Linked DNA regions of Homo sapiens: regions 2, 3 and 4 are each linked to region 1. Evidence: chromatin contacts called from ENCODE Hi-C data. All regions are on one chromosome and are shown on one strand. Each heading gives the region's core, a stretch centred on a gene start or an enhancer-like site at or near the end of the contact. The rest is flanking DNA. Distances are from core to core; before and after follow the strand shown.

Region 1 (2,574 bases), core at 39-2,538:
AGGCTGAAAGAGAAGCAGTGGCCATTTTGTGGCTCACACATATTGTTGCTGATCTGTAGATTCACCCTACTGGTGTGAAGCAGCATCTGATTCTGTGGCTGCTCTACCTGCCGCTGATATTCTTTCAGCTTCTCAGACTCCTAGACCAGGGGTGTGTGTTTCACTTTGTGACAAAGGGCCCCACTTCTGCTGGATACCCTCATTACCAAGGTTAGAGGCAACAAGAATGAACACAGGTTTTAGTCCTTCTCCACGGAGTTCCAGCTTAAGCTTGTTGGTTCCAGCCTGCTTGTGTTTTTCCTTTTCTGACTGCCATCCCTGTGATCTTGAAGCCTCAGCATCATGTGTGAGAAAACAGCCATACAGAGACTGCTTAGCCAGCTCCTACAATTGCATAAGGCCAATTCCGTATAACCAATTTCTCTCTCAGATAGAGGAAGAGATACATATAGCTATAAATAAAAATATAGATAATATAGAGATACCAGTAGTTCTCAGCTGGAGGCAATTTTCACCCTCAGGGAACATTTGGCAGTGTCTGCATACGTTTTTGGTTGTTACAACTTGGTGGAGGGTAGAGAGTTGTGCTACTGGCATATAGTGAGTAGAGGCCATAGATAAACCCACAATTCACAGGACTGTCCCCCACCCTCACACCCCAACAAAGAATTATCCAGCCCAAAAGTCAATAATGCCACTCTGCAGAATATCTGATATAAATATAGAGATCTAGATAGATACTAGTTTTTGCTTCTCTGATTAAATGCTAACTGATACAGATTTTAATACCAAGAGTGGTTCCAGGGGGATAGAATCTTAAGTATGAATTCTCTGACTTGGTTTTGAGTCTTCTCTAATATGATTAAATTTAAAAGCACTAATGAGTCTACTTCTAGCAGTAAGAAGGGCACTGGTAGTCAATGGCATGATGTGGCAATAGAGATACACAAAATATCCCCACTGGTTACTGTTAGGGTCCACCCAACTGGACTGTTTCCCCCTCCCATAGATCTAAGCCCCAAAGGCCAAAAGCAAAACACCCTACCCCAAACCCTCCTGTAACTGTTTGACCAGAGGCCAGCTGCTCCAGGATGTGGTTAAGACATCTACCTTGCACAACAGAACTGGCAAGAAAAACATCTCCAGGAAGTGGTCAGACACCTGGCACAAAGGACCCCCCCCCCGCCCCGTCTCTTTTCTTTTTCCTTCACCTTGACCCAGTTCTACACCCTATAAAACCTTGCTATAGCCTGTAAGTGGGGCTGCCTCCTCTGCTTTTGTCAAGAGGTGGCCTGGCAGGACTGACAATAAATCAGCTTGCCTGAACTTGGGTCTATTGGCCTCATTCCTTTCTCGGCCATCCTTCCAATTATCCCTTACAGTTACTCCTAATCAAACACTTACAGAAGACAAGGTTCTGGGTGACCATGTATTTGATGCCTTAGCACATTTTAGTCAAACCAAGGAGTACAATGAGGTTGGCTGTTTGCTCCTAACTGCGTGGGAGAAAGTAGGGAAAGGATAGGCTCGGGAATTTGAATTATCAGCTCAAAGTCCACATAAAGAAACTGAAAGCTTCTGTTTGCCCTGAAAGAAATTCTTATCTTCCTTCCATAGCCACAGGGCCCTGAAAACCAAAATTCAGAGTCTCCGCCCTGCCAGTGGCTGAATGATGCAAAGTGATTTCTCAGCCTTGTAGCCTCTGTATGAATATAAAGCTGGAATGGGATCCTATGGGCAGATTCTCACAAAGCTGGGGACTCTAACCCCTGAGTTCTGCTGAGCCTTTTTTGCCAGTAGAAGCAGCCTTTCTACTCCTGTCTTGAGAAGATTGGCCCTCCTTTGCCTGCCTTTCCTGAGGTAGTTGACTGGTAAGGCACTGCTGATCCTCTTTAAGACCTACCCCCACCACCTCTCTTTGCTTCTAAACCTATAACTTACCTGAAGTCCCAGCGGGCTCAGAGGGGTAAAGTACAAAGTGTAACCCATGAGGAGCTGCTATGCATACCAAAAGCATTGTACAGTTTTATCACTTTATATAGTCAGAAACCTGGGGGATATGCATAGGAATCAATTTTAAAGATATGGAGTCAAAGTGAAAGGAAAATGAAGTTGGATTGGGCAGAATTAGTTGATATGGGCCTGTATTCATCAGCTTGGCGTGCCATAACAAAATACCATGGGCAGGGTGGCTTAAATAACAAAAAAATTATTTTCTTACAATTTTGGAGGATTGAAGTTCAAGATCAAGGTGCCAACAGGCTTAGTTTCTGTGGAGGGCACTTTCCAGCTTGCAGATGGCTACCTTCTTACTGTACCTTCACATGGTCTTTCCTCTGGGCATTCACGTGGAGAGAGAGAGAGACAGCGCTGATGTCTCTTCCTTTTCTTATAAGGACATCAGCCCTATGGAATTAAGGCCTCACCCTTATGACCTCATTTTACTTAATTATCCCCATCTCCAAATATAGTCACATTGGGGGTTAGGGTTTCAACATACACATTTTGGGGAGGAGGCAACAATGCAGTCCATAACAGGGCCAACTAAGCAAATATTCTAGATTCAGTGTTTCA
Region 2 (2,574 bases), core at 53-2,552, 850 kb after region 1:
TAGCTCAGAAGTGAGCAGCTGGTAACAGAGCTAAAGTTTAACCTAGAGCCCCTGACTACAAGTCCAGGGCTTGCTCACCACCCGCTACCCCATTACACACACACACACACACCAAACTGCCGGAATTACTTTCTCTTAAAATGAAAAACTTACAATATAATCACATCGCAGAAAATTTGGAATAAAGGATAGCTCAAATCCCATCACCATATCAACTGTATTTCCTTCCAGTTTTTCTTCATAAATAGTGATTTTGTTTTTGTTTTGATTCTGTAGTGTTCATTTACTTTCTCTCTACAATTTTTGTTTCTCCAAAGCTTTCTTGAGCAAAATGTGTGCTTTTTCCTGGCTCCCCTTTGTGCTTCTCCACCATCAAGGAAGAGTCTCTGCTTTTGTTGAAAAAGTTCCAGGCATTTCCAAACAGGCTGGGGACCACTAAGATTCTGCTAGAACTATCTAGTCTGAAAGAGCAGTTTTAACAGGCATAGGCCCCACAAAATTGTTCTTCCCACTGGCTCAGCTTGAGGGGCTCAAGACTCTTCAGGCAACTGACCACTGATACTGAGGCAATGTCATTTGGTTCTCAGTCATACCCACACTTCATAATATAGTTGTCCATCCCTCCATATCCACAGGGGATTGGTTCCAGCACTCCAAGAGAATACCAAAATCTGTGGATGCTCAAGTCTTCTACATAAAATGGTGCAATATTTGCATATAACTTACACACATCCTCCCATATAGTTTGAATTATCTCTAGATTACTTATAACACTTAATACATTATAAATGCTATGTAAATAATTGTTATACTATATTTTATTTGGATTTTTTTTACTGTTGTATTGTTATTGTCAACTGAAGAACCACAAGGTTTATAAATTTGGAAAGGAGAGCTGTATTTCTCATAAAGGGTTGCAGCCTGCAGGCTGGCCATGCCACAGGCTGGGATGCGTAGCTTCCAGTAAAAGCTGAGAGCAAACACTTTGAGGGAGGGAAGGATAAGAAAGGAATTTGTGCTGGATGGGTTGTGTAAGTATACATATTTAATAAGCTGTAGGAGGATTTATGAATATTTATGAAAGAAGCATGCATATATCCAATCGAATTTCATGCCTCTTCATGGGTCACATGTACAAAAAATGGTGTGTTAGCATGATCAGAGGGTGGAGTTCTCAGCCTTCTGATGTCAAAAGGTGAAGCAGAGGACGTGAAAACCCTCACTGTACGTCATTTGTAGACCGGCCGGAACCACTCCATGATCGGTGGCCTCTTATCAGGAAGGAATGCTGGTCAGTTGCTGTGTTGAAACCACAAACGGGAAGGAAAATCTGGTCACTGCCCCAGATACTTGGCTAAGGATGATAAAGGAATGAGTCGTCCATTTCTGATTTTCCACCACTGATTTCTGCTTACTCTTTAGGAAAGAATTTGGGTTAAAAATTAATAAGAAAAAGGCCTATTGAGGCATGTCTTACCTCCTATCCTTTCATGGCCAGGAACTCCACTTTTCAGGTTTCTCTGGGATTCCCCTTAGCCAAGAGGAGGTCTGTTCAGTCAGTTGGGGGTCTTAGGATTTTATTTTTATTTCTCATTATTTTTTTCAAATACTTTTGATCTGCAGTAGGTTGAATCTGCTGATATGGAACCATCAGGTACAGAGGACCTACTGTACTCTTTTTCATTTCTGTGTGCTTTTGCCTTATCTTTCTCCACTCCCTTCTCCCTGCTCTTTGCAGAGGCCTTCCAAACCCTTCCACACATTTTATCTCACTTCTTTGGTGATTCTCAGTCCAGTAATCAGCAAGCCCTTTGCTAAAATTATGATCACATTCCACAATGGGAGCATGTAAATGATAATTTATTCACAATATTCTCATTTTCAGTAAAGGGGTTCCTGAAAGGTTATAAGACAAATCACTATTAACCTAATCATATTGTGAAAGGAAAATAAATCTTGGGGCCCCAAAATCACTATGCTAAAGGGAAAAGTTAAGCTGGGAACTGGGAAAAACCTGTCTCCCATTTTATTATAAATGCATATCTAATTGCCTCCTTTGGAGAGGCTAATCAGAAGCTCAAAAGAATGCAACCATTTGTCTCTTGTCTACCTATGGCCAGGAAGCTCCCTCCCCACTTCGAGTTGTCCCCCGTTTTCTTCGAGTTGTCCCGCCCTTCCAGACCGAACCAATGTTCATCTTACATATGTTGATTGATGTCTCATGTCTCTCTAAAATGTATAAAAAAAAATTGTGCTCTGACCACCTTGGACATGTCGTCAGGACCTGCTGAGGCTGTGTCACAGGTGCACGTCCTCAACCTTGACAAAATAAACTTTCTAAATTAACTGAGACCTATCTCAGATATTCGGGTTTCACATTTTGGTAACGATGGAGGGATTCCGGGTGGAGGTACCCCTGACCTTTGACAAATCTGCTATCAGTGCTTGGTACCAGCATGAGCTAACTTTATGGCTCAAACCAATAGGACAATTTGCTGAGGTCTGGGAGCACTTACTCCAGAAAATCCCTGATCTCCCAAAATTTGATTGAAATCAAAAGTTTATTTTGCTGTA
Region 3 (2,574 bases), core at 21-2,520, 820 kb after region 1:
TGACAACTGGAACAAGCTGAATTTTTACCCAGGCACTTTCTCCTGGAATCACCAAGTTGAAGAGAAAACTCTAAAGGCTGTTTAATGTTTGAGGTGATCCCAGTTGAGCAAAATTCTTCAATTGAGTAGATTTAATTATCTCAGTTAATATCTAATAGGCATTGTTTTTTCTTACTCAGCAGTTCAATAATTAAGCATGATTCTCATTGGAGACAAAGCAAAGAATTAAAGACAGGATAGTACTTGTTAATGCTGATAAGCCTTTTGCCCTGTGGAAAAATTGAAGTAGTATTTCTATCTTATCTAAAGTAAGAAAATGGTTTTATTATTTGGGTATTAATAATTATGCCAAAATAAAGTATTTTTTACCTGACCCAAGTAGTAGATGGAACATGTTTGGAATAGTATTATTTGAAATCCTTGGGTTAAAAAATGTTTTATGCTGAAAAATTTGACTTTGAGAAGTGAATAAACAAATCTTCCAGGAAATCCTCCTTCCACTTGAGCCTATTTTATCCCAGGCCTAGATGTGCACTTCTCCAAACTTTTGAATGTATTCAAATCACCTGGGGATTTGATAAAATACAGATTCTAATTCAGTGGGTCTGGGGTGGAACCCAAGGGTCTATATTTCTAATAAGCTTCCAGATGAGGCCTATGCTACTGGTTTACGGACTCTGCTTTGAGTACAAAGGGTCTATACAGCTCTGCTCCCAACAGGTCACCAAGGCTTGCTCTATGACCACGTTCTTCAGAACCCATTTCTTCCTCTTTGTCTTCATCTACCACATCTGAATTGCTTTAGCCCAAGCTCCCCAGCAAGATGAGAACGACTGTGCCCTACCTTGAGAATGGTGCAGGGCTTCCCAGTGCCAACCAATGAGGCTTATAATATTATAACTATATAGTTATAACGTTATAACCATGTTATAGTTATAATCTTTGAATTATATTATAATATATTATAATATAATTCAATGATTCTCCAGGTATGCTCTGCTTCGGCATCCCTTTCAGTTCCTTTTTGTTACTCCAGCTTTGGCCCTAGCCAGCTTTCTATTGAAACCTATTAAGTCATTGCCATGTGATAACTTGTTCTACTCCTGTCTGAAGATATCCCTAGTTTATTTGCTCTCAAACAATAGACCATCTGTTCAAACATTGCTTCTCTGGGTTTCCACACTCTTTCCCAAGGTGATGACTCATGGTTTTGTTTAACAAGGCAAGAATAGAGATCCCTGGGGGCTTTTCTGCTGGCCTAGCACAAGTACTAGACAGTTTTGGTGCTGGCTCCAATGTCTCTCCTGGGCTTTTCTGGGGATACCAACAACCTCACATCTCTCCCACCTCAACTCTTCAAGAATGGTTGCCATTTCTCAATTTTTACTCCTCCTCTGTGCACCCCACGCCCCAAATAGTCACATCTTTGCAGAAGTCATTATCATAACCAGAAGTAACAATGGTTAACATGATTGAACACTAAACATGTGCCAAGTACTTTGTATTGTCTCAGATTTTCACAACGAACCCACAAAATAAGAATTATTATTTCCTTTTTAGGGATAAGGAAACTGAGTCTTAGAGATGAGCAAACTTGCCCTGGGCCACACAGATGAAAATGGCAGAGCTGAGATTCAAACCCAGCTCTGTGTGATTGCAAAGACAATACACTACATTGTCTTCCTTAAGGAACTTTGAGGAATATTTTCTCCAATCTAGATCTAGGGACGTTTGTCTGGCATTGGGTAGCCTGCACTGATACAGTGGATGGTCCCATCCTGACCATTTAGTGATGTAGAATCCTTTTCATTAGCCAGTGACTACTAAGAATCTAAGTATTTATAGTTTGCAGAAAGGAATAGATCACACTCTGTAGATACCATGCTTATCCCCTCATACCCACCAAGATACAGCCCACAAAGATAAACTCGATACTGAAACAAGTTGACGTGTAGAGTATAAGCAAATAATTAGAAATTCATTAATTTAAAAAATAAAATTATATTCTTCACATCATACAGAAATATAGATTCCAAGTCAACAAAAGACCTACAAATCAATCAACAAGCATATATATAGTTAAAATTATTATAAGGAAATATAGAGTGATAATTTTGTAATCTAGAGGTAAGAAAAGTTCTCTTAAGCAAGACCTAAAAAACAGAAACAGGCAGGGTGCAGTGGCTCACGCCTGTAATCCCAGCACTTTGGGAGGCCGAGGCAGGTGGATCACCTGAGGTCAGGAGTTCGAGATCAGCCTGGCCAACATGGTGAAACCCTGTCTCTACTAAAAATACCAAAACTAGCCAGGCGGCAGGCGCCTGTAATCCCAGCTACTCGGGGGGCTGAGGCAGGAGAATCGCTTGAACACGGGAGGTGAGGTTGCAGTGAGCCAAGATTGTGCTATCGCACTCCAGCCTGGGGGACAAGAGCAAGACTTTGTCTCAAAAAAAAAACAGAAACAATAAGGGGAATAAAATCAACGTATTTGCCTACAGGTGAATTGGAAACTTGTGTATGGCAAAACACACCATAAACAACTTTAAAAGACAATAAAGAGACTGGGGAAAAGTA
Region 4 (2,574 bases), core at 34-2,533, 710 kb before region 1:
GGCAACATAGGCGACAATATATCAATCATGATGAGGCTTCCAGGAAGATATTGGAAAGCCTCATGCACCACTCACTTGGTTAGCCACAAATCCAAGCCAGGACCAGGGGCACCCTGGCCCACCAACTGGCTCATCAGAAGACAAGATTCAGGTGGTGGGAGCTCTTAGTGAAAGGAGGAAGGAGGATACAACAGGGCACTCAGCCCCTGCTTCATAAAGGGATTCTCTTTGGACAATAAATGTCCTACACCTTCCTGCAAGTTCATATATATATATACACACACACAGTTCATATATATATATATATAAACACAGTTCATATATATATATATAAACACAGTTCATATATATATATAAACACAGTTCATATATATATATAAACACAGTTCATATATATATATAAACACAGTTCATATATATATATAAACACAGTTCATATATATATATAAACACAGTTCATACACACACACACACACACACACACACACACACACACAGGAATAGTTTAAGAGCTCACCCCCTCTTCTCCTCTTTTTTTTTTTAACCTTTTCTTAAAGGAGTCTACCTCCTTCCTCTTCACCTACTAAATTTTCTACGGAAAATAGAGAAGAGCAGGACTGGAATAACACTACTGCTCCCTCAATACTACAGAAATCTGTATCCTGATGTTCTGTTTAGGGCAAAGGATATGAAATCAGTGAGGCAAAGCAGCCACCTCAGGAATTAGTACTGCAGGTCTTAAATGGGAGAAAATCGTTCAGCCACTTACAAGCTAGGTGATTCGACCTCAAGAGAGTTATTGAAACTCCCCAGACCTCAGTTTCTTGGTTTTGCAAAACGGGGATGAATTTAGTTCCCACCTCACAGGACTGTTGAGGACTGAGAAAATCCACGTAAAGTGCTAAATACAACTGCACAGCAAGAGCTAATTAAATATTAGTATTTAATAGTAGTAGTAGTAAAATTATTGTGTCTGCCTCCCCCAGTCACACCACCAGCAAAACTGGCACAACCCCCACTCCTACCTCGCAGGATATGGGGCCAAGCCATGGCTACACTACACTCTCGCATGCATGAGAGACCCCCAAACACCACAAGAGCTACTGTAGGTTCCCCTACCCCTCACTGGCCAGGGTCCCCCAGGCCACCGCTACGGTCCACACTGACCTGAAATGCCACCTCCGATCACGACTACGTCGAACATGTGGCCCGCGATACTCGCCTTCTCTTGATTCTCCATGCTTTGGCTGACACGCTCCTGGGTCGTAGGCACAGGAGTGGGGACGGCAAAGGGTGGGAAGGACCCTTCTATCAACTCCCCCGGGGAGCCCGGGGGCGGAGCCGATCCTTCTTTTGATACCCGGGGGGAGCCGGGCACTGTGGGCGGGGCGAACCCTTTTGCTGATACTCCGGGAGCGCCCAGGGGCGGAGCTGATGTTTCAGCTGATACCCGGGGGGAGCTGGGCACTGAGAGCGGGGCGGACCCTTGTACTGACACTCGGCGAGAGTTATTAGGTTTAGAATGTCCTTGTGTCGGCAGCTGGAAAGGATTACTGGGTGCAGGAGGTTCTTGTATTGAACCCCGCGGAGTGTCAGGCACTGAGGTGGGGGTAGACGCCTGCCTTGACACTGGGGGGATGTTATGGGGTGCAGGAGGTGCTTGTGGCGACACTGGGGAAATGTTATTGGGTAGAGGTGGTCCTGGTACCAAACCCCAGGGGAAGCTGGACACTGAGGATGCGGCAGACCCTTGTACTGACACTCGGGGGTGTTACTGGGTGTAGGAGGTGCTTGTATTGACACTTGCGAAAGGTCATTGGGTATAGGAGGTCCCCGTACAAATATCCAAGTGTAGTCGGACACTGAGGTCAGGTTGGAATCCGGGGGCAGGGTCGGTCCTTTTACCAAACCCCGTGGGGTGCTGAACCCTGAGGAGAAGGCAGACCCTTGCAATGACTCTACGGGGGAGTTTACGGGCGGGGTAGGTCCTGTTACTAATACCCAGGGAATGCCGGTGTCCTGATTGGAGGCTGTGACGGCCCCATCGGAGGAGTTCGAGCTGGTGGTAGACTTGGGGATCCGACTGCTCGGGTTGTAAGCGCTGAAACCCCGGAGGCCACTCTTGGAGTCGGAGTCAGTACTCTCGCTAAGACCGGTAGTGCTGATTGGGGAGTGTATGCTGGAGCTCCAGGAGGCGGCCTCGGCAGTTGAGGACGTGCTCCACTGGGAACTGGCTAGCGGATCCGAGACGGACCGCCACTCAGAACGGACGCTCCATTCGGACAGGCTGTAGGAGGTGTCGTCCAAGCTGGAGTCCGGGTTCGGGACCTGGGCAGTTGTGCCCCCGGCTTCGGGCGGGCCCTCCGCCTTGCGCTCGGTGCCGGTGCCGGTACTGGTGCGGGTACTGGTGCCGGTGCCGGTACTGGTGCGGGTACTGGTGCCGGTGCCGGTACTGGTGCGGGTACTGGTGCCGGTGCCGGTGCCGCCGGGGAAGGAGGCTGAGGCGTTTGTGCTCATGTTTCTGGAGCACGCTGGGCGCTGGGGGCGGTGTTCTGCTTCCCGCAGCCCTTCTCC

Evidence for each region. Hi-C counts contacts between places; a loop is a spot of excess contacts on that map. Pooled maps may share reads with other maps.
Region 2: a loop to region 1 is called in a map with no recorded cell type, with 13 times the contacts of the local background. The contact joins two enhancer-like sites. A Hi-C loop is called at or near these places in 4 of 37 single-sample maps with no recorded cell type and 8 of 50 pooled maps.
Region 3: a map of naive thymus-derived CD4-positive, alpha-beta T cell shows a loop between it and region 1 (4-fold over the local background). The contact joins two enhancer-like sites. A Hi-C loop is called at or near these places in 1 of 168 maps with a recorded cell type or tissue (naive thymus-derived CD4-positive, alpha-beta T cell), 4 of 37 single-sample maps with no recorded cell type and 11 of 50 pooled maps.
Region 4: a map of naive thymus-derived CD4-positive, alpha-beta T cell shows a loop between it and region 1 (5-fold over the local background). The contact joins the promoter of MAOA here to the enhancer-like site in region 1. A Hi-C loop is called at or near these places in 1 of 168 maps with a recorded cell type or tissue (naive thymus-derived CD4-positive, alpha-beta T cell), 1 of 37 single-sample maps with no recorded cell type and 5 of 50 pooled maps.

What each region holds. Positions count from the first base shown.
Region 1 is chrX:42,942,350-42,944,923 of GRCh38, reverse strand. LOC105373188 (a long non-coding RNA gene) reads right to left here. Exons shown (of 5, transcript XR_949037.3): 5 at 1-384. Among named protein-coding and RNA genes, the nearest start is that of PPP1R2C, 170 kb to the right of the region's middle. RefSeq lists a silencer at 357-416. Within about 2 kb of position 1,288, at least 7 of the 41 ENCODE cell types and tissues checked have a DNase peak (open chromatin) inside an H3K27ac peak, as active enhancers do.
Region 2 is chrX:42,095,144-42,097,717 of GRCh38, reverse strand. No RefSeq gene overlaps it. Among named protein-coding and RNA genes, the nearest start is that of CASK, 170 kb to the right of the region's middle. Within about 2 kb of position 1,302, at least 2 of the 41 ENCODE cell types and tissues checked have a DNase peak (open chromatin) inside an H3K27ac peak, as active enhancers do.
Region 3 is chrX:42,117,872-42,120,445 of GRCh38, reverse strand. No RefSeq gene overlaps it. Among named protein-coding and RNA genes, the nearest start is that of CASK, 200 kb to the right of the region's middle. Within about 2 kb of position 1,270, at least 2 of the 41 ENCODE cell types and tissues checked have a DNase peak (open chromatin) inside an H3K27ac peak, as active enhancers do.
Region 4 is chrX:43,655,008-43,657,581 of GRCh38, reverse strand. It overlaps MAOA (monoamine oxidase A), which reads right to left and starts at 1,283. Exons shown (of 15, transcript NM_000240.4): 1 at 1,168-1,283. The coding sequence starts at 1,240. RefSeq lists an enhancer at 2,390-2,449 and a silencer at 2,381-2,574.